Linked DNA regions of Homo sapiens: region 1 is linked to region 2. Evidence: read pairs that join two places in POLR2A ChIA-PET (ENCODE). Cell type or tissue: GM12878. All regions are shown on one strand. Links, peaks and the distances in the headings refer to the core of each region. The heading gives the core; the rest is flanking DNA. Region 1 has its middle 370 kb from the start of SMARCA2. Region 2 has its middle 460 kb from the start of SMARCA2.

The links. Peaks named below come from ENCODE experiments on the same cell type or tissue, not always from the same donor. Only the 100,000 strongest peaks of a DNase experiment are listed, where the experiment ranks them.
Region 1: POLR2A ChIA-PET joins it to region 2 with 7 read pairs; 2 of 35 experiments call an interaction of 5 or more read pairs at or near these places.

The regions. Positions count from the first base shown.
Region 1 is chr9:1,643,341-1,646,257 of GRCh38, forward strand. No RefSeq gene overlaps it. Among named protein-coding and RNA genes, the nearest start is that of SMARCA2, 370 kb to the right of the region's middle. In GM12878, for the core only: no CTCF peak of the experiment used is centred there; no DNase peak of the experiment used is centred there.
Region 2 is chr9:1,552,844-1,555,760 of GRCh38, forward strand. No RefSeq gene overlaps it. Among named protein-coding and RNA genes, the nearest start is that of SMARCA2, 460 kb to the right of the region's middle. In GM12878, for the core only: no CTCF peak of the experiment used is centred there; a DNase peak (open chromatin) is centred at 1,548.

The DNA.
Region 1 (2,917 bases), core at 209-2,708, 90 kb after region 2:
TGTAGCTTGGTAGTTTTGGAATCAGAAAGTGTGAGACCTCCAACTTCGTTCTCTTTCAATATTTTGGCTATTTGGGGTCCCTTACGGCTTTCCATATGAATGTTGAGATGGATTTTTTGTTGCTGAAAAAACATCCTTTGGATTTTGAGAGAGATTTCACTGAACCTATAGGCTGTTTGGGGTGGTATTGAGTTTTTAACAATATTAATTATTCCAATCCATGTACATGGAATGTCTATCCATTTATTTGTACCTTCTTTATTTCAGCAACATTTTGTAGTTCTCAGTGTATGGGTTTTTCTTCTCCTTGGTTAAGTTCATTTCTAACTATTTTATTGTTTTCGATGCTATTGTAAATGGATTTGTTCTCTCGATTTTCTTTTTGGATGATTCATTGTGAGTATATAGAAATGCAACTAAACATTTTGTGTTGATTTTTTTTCTTGAAACTTTGCTTAATTAGTTTATTGTTAATTCTAACAGGGTATGTGTATGTGTGTATAATCTTAGGGTTTTTTATATATAAAATAATGCCATCTGCAAATGGAGATACTTTCACTCTTTCCACTTTGTATGCCTTTTATTTCTTTTTTTTGGTCTAATTGTTCTAGCTAAGACCTAGTACTGCATTGATCAGAAGTGGTAAAAACAACATCCTTGTATTGCAGAAAGAAATTTCACTTTGTCATGGTGTGTAAGCCTTTTAATGTACTGTTGAATTCAGTTTGCTGGTAAGTTGTTATTTTTGCATCAGTATTCCATCGGGGACATTGGTCCTTAGTTTTCTTTTCTTGCATTGTCTTTGTCTGGCTTTGGTATCAGTATAATGCTTACCTCATAGAATGCGTTTGGAAGTGTTCCCTCCTCTTCAGTTTTTTAGAAAAGTTTGAGGAGGATTGGCATCAATTCTTCTTTGAATGTTTAGTAAAATTCATCAGTAAAGCCATTGAACCCTGGGCTTTTCTTTGTTGAGAAGTTTTTGTTATTCAGATTTTCCATTTCTTCATGATTTAGTCTTGGTAGGATGTGTACTTCTAGGAATTTATCCACTTCTTCTAGTTGTTGGTGTACAGTTGTTCATAATTTTCTCTTAGAATTCTTTTATTTTTCATAAAATTTCCCATCATGTGCCCCATTTTGTTTCTGATTTTAGTTAAGTCTTTCCTCTTTTTTTCTTAGTCAATCTAGCTAAAGACTTATCAATTTTATTGATCTTTTTGAAGAAGCAAATCTTGGTTTTTAAAATTTTCTCTACTATTTTTCTCTATTTTGTTTATCTCTGTTCTAATATTTATTATTTCTTTCCTTCTGCTAACTTTGGTTTCAGATTGTTTTCGTTTTCCAGTTTTTTAAAGTGTAAGGTTAGGTTATTGATTTGATATCTTTCTTCTTTTTTAATGCAAAGGTTTGCAGCTGTAAATTTCCCTCTTGGCACTGCTTTTGCTGCATTTTGTAAGTTTTGATATTTTTTTCGTTTTTATTTGTCTGGGGATACTTTCTAATTTTTCCTGTGATTTATTATTTTTTTCAGCTAGTGTTTGTTTAAATCTTCCCATGCATTAGTGATTCCTTTGCTTATCATTACTTCTGTATTCACACTTTTTTTTCTGGGATTATTTCTTTTTTTCTGAGGTTTATCCTTTAGGAGTTCCTTTGGTGAATTAGAAAACTAATTTAATTTCTTAGTGCTCTCTATTTTAATTGCTCTGAAATATGTTTATTTTATCTCTTTTCTTTTCTTTTTTTTTTTTTTTTTTTTTTTTGTTGTTGTTGTTGTTGAGACGGAGTCTCGCTCTGTCGCCCAGGCTGGAGTGCAGTGGCGCGATCTCATGTCACTGCAAGCTCAGCCTCCCGGGTTCACGGCATTCTCCTGCCTCAGCCTCCCCAATAGCTGGGACTACAGGCGCCCGCCACCACACCCGGCTAATTTTTTTTGTATTTTTAGCAGATACGAGGTTTCACCGTGTTAGCCAGGGTGGTCTCAATTTCCTGACCTCGTGATCTGCCCGCCTCGGCCTCCCAAAATGCTGGGATTACAGGCATTAGCCACCGCGCCCGGCCTCTCAAACAAACCTGCACATTGTGCATATGTACCTTAGAACTTAAAGTATAATAAATAAATAAGAGAAAATATTTATCTTCCAAAAAAAAGTGGTTTCACTAGGTATAGAATTCCAGGTATCAGTATTTTTAACATATCGTGTGACCGTCTTTGGCTTTCTGAGGTTGCTATGGTAAGCGGAATAATGGACTTCCCAAAAGGTCCTCATTCTCATCCCTGGAATCTGTGAATATGTTACTTTACATGGTAAAAGGGACTTTACAGATGTGATTAAGTTAAGGATCTTGAGATGTGGAGATTCTTCTGGATTATTTGCATACACGAAATAAACACAAGAGTCATGATAAGAGATAGGTACTAGGATTAAAGTCGGTAGTAGGAAATATGATAATAGAGATTGGTGTAATGGAGCTGTGGAGTGCTGGCAGCCTTTAGAAGCTGAGAGGCGCAAGGAACAGGTTTTCCCCTGGAATCTCTGAAAGGAACCAGCTCGCTGACATCTTGATTTTGGCCCCATAAGATTCATTTTGAACTTCTGACCTCCAAGACCATAAGAGAATAACTGTATGTTTTTTAAGTCACTAAATTTGTGATAATTTGTCACAGCAGCAATAAAAATCTAAGGCAGCCTGTTGTTGGTCTAATTATAGTTCTACTTTAATCGTTGTTTTTTTGTGTTTTTTTTTTTTTAATCTCTGGCTGCTCTTAAAGTTTTCAGTTTTGTCTTTGGTATTCTGTAATTTTATTTTGACGTCTAAGCTTGGATATCTTTTTATTTATTGTGCTTGAGATTCGTTGGGTTTTCTAACTGGTGTCTTTGATCATTGCTAGGAAATTTTCACCATTGCCTCTTCT
Region 2 (2,917 bases), core at 325-2,824:
ATGATGGTACTGTGCCTCGAGAAATGTGAGGTAGGGGCAGGAGAAACAGAAAATGCTTCTCCCCCTGGCTTACCGAAAAAACATTATTGAGGTCCTTGGTACCTCCTTGCCTAGGGAAATCTTGTAAAAACTGATGGAAAAGTAAGACTCTTGTGGTCTTTTAGAAAAGCTTTAGCTTACTGTAGAATACGATAAAGCTGGAAGGCGGGGTGGTAAGAGAGAGGGAGAAGTGCCTCTACTTGGTTGTTGATTGACTGATAGGTAGATTGAATTTCCAGAGACTGGGAAGTAGACAAAGGTTAACAGTTCCAGATGTTGGCAGGACACCCATTCATTGGATGTATCCTGGGGAGGTGGGATGACTTCCAGTGGGAATAGTTCTATGGCCACCTGTGGAGGCCAAATGCAGGCCACAGGGAATTGCAGTCAACTCAAAGGTTCTGAGCCATGCCATGGAGAAGTTACTTGGACCACCAGACCCAAAGGGACCATTCAAGGTGAGTTAAGAGGCACTCAGAAGCTACTCAGGTAAATTAATGACAAGTGAGCCTCCCCAGTTCCTCAATCTTTTGGCATGGAGGAAGATGCCAGGAACTTGGCCCAGCTCCTGAGGGTTAAGTAAGGAAAGGTAGGAAATAATGACAAAAACTGACAACGTGTGAAACAGTGTGGGGGCAGAAATAAGTTAGTTGCTGGTTATTTTCTGCTTGTCCCACCCCTAGATCCTCTATGCTCTTATCTTTTCTGCTGTATGCCTAGAAGGCCAAACCCTATGGTATTTACTCCCATTTTCTCTTGACCTCTGACTTATACTTGGATTCAGCCAGTAGAAGACACTGGCAGATGCAGGAGGGTAAGAGAATGGATTCAGCTAATGAGAGACACTGGCAGATAAATATAGGAGGGTGGGAGGAGCAGGACTTCAGGCATTTACTGTCCTAGTTCCCTTTCTCTTGGCCATTTTTCTGGTAGTGGCTGTGTTCCTGGGATCACAGCTCCTGGTTATCATCCCTGCTTTTAGGGCTCTAGCTCTCCCACTGACCCTCGTAACATTTCTTCTGCCCTCTGCCCAGAGAGGCTTAGGAGAGGTCATAGACTGTTGCTCTTGCTAAGCCCTGTGTAGCTCTCCTTTGTTTCCTTAACTCTGCCACATCTGTAAATAGCCTTTTCATGAAATCCCTTCAAATAAATAAATACATTAGAGTGGGCCATGTAGTTCTTGCTGGGGTACTCATGGACTTAAAGAAAATTAAGTGATAGCTCTTACAAACTCAAGTCTGTAGACTGAAATCAATGCCTTATGTGTTAGGATGGGAATTATTCTTCCTCATTTTACAGATGGAGAAAGATTTAGTGAGTTGTCCAAGGCACACAGCTGGTAAGTGTCACAGCCAGGACGTTAACTCAGTAATTCTGACTTGGTGCTTTTTTCTATATACCAAACATATTAGAGCTAAGAAAAACATAATGTTCCTCACCACATGCAAATTAGGATAGGGTAAAGTACTTGCTAATCATCAAGGTACAGACCCATGAGAGGCAAGATTGATATCCAAAGAGAAAACACATTTGTTCACACAGGAAGAGTTTCCACTGCTAGGAGTTTTCCAAATCCTGCAATGTCGAGTAGCTCCCTGGTTGTCAGCAGAGTGGACATCGATGGTCAGTGCCACCCTGGCTTTACAGGCAGGAGTAGGAGAAATGGGCTCTAGCCCTACAAAGTTCAATGTGGCTTCTCCAGTTCAAGTTTCAATAGCCATCAATTAAGGGTTGCAGACAAACCTACTGTTTCCTTTACTAGTTGACCTATTAAAGAAATGTGTGAAGACAACTGTTTTTGTTTTTCCTTGCAGACAGAATAGCCCCAGTGATCCTAAACTGTGTACCCACAGGTCTTTTAGTTATGTGCATGGTGTTTTTAAAGGTGAAGTTACTGAGTTTTGCGTTTAGTTTGGAAACAGTGCCACCCATTTAATCCCTACTGCCTCACATCTGGTGCTGTCACTCCTGTATTTGAAGGCCATGCTCTTTGCAGTCATTTCACTTTGGGTGCCTTGATCTAAACCCACACCAGAGAGAGAATATTTTCTCCATTAGCAAATGGTCATCATTATGCTGAGAGTCATTAGATTTTGTTTTTTCCTGCTATTCTTGGAGCTTGTCTGCAAAAGGCCTAGAATTAGACTTTTTCGTTATCATTTAAAAAGTTTTTATTCAAGTATAATTTATAGGCAGAAAAGTGAAAAATGCTGTGTGCAGCCAAAGTTTCACCAAGTGAACACATCCATTTCAACACTACAGTATCAAAAAGTTGGGTCACCTTAGTGGTCTCCTTTTTAACCCTTCCCAGTCATTCCATTCTTCCACAAAGGTAACCACATTCCTGGTGTCTATGACTATTGATGGATTTTGCCTGTTTGGGGACATTATATAAATAGAATCACATAGTATGACTTTTGTGTCTGGTTTCTTTTGCCCAGTATTTATGTTTGTGAGTTTTACTCATATTTTTAGTGTAGCTAATCCATTCCCATTACTATATAGTATTAGTTGCATGATTTTATCAAAAGATAAAAAGATTGTATGAAAAGTATTGATGGACCATTTGTGTTGTTTGTTTTTCTGCTATTACAAATAATGCTGCAAGGAAGATTCAACAAATTTTGGTGCACATGCAAACATATTTTTGTTGTATATCTACCCAGAACTGGAATGGCTAGGCCAAATAGTATGCATATGTTCAACTTTAGTAGATAAAACTAGCTGCCAAAGAATGTATTTAAATCTCCTTAAATAGCATATGAAAATTATAATTTCTCAAAACCTTTGCCAACACTTGGTTTTGTTAGTCTTTTTAGGTTTAACCATTCAGATGTATATTTAATTTTTATCTCCCTGATGACTAACGAAGCTCAAC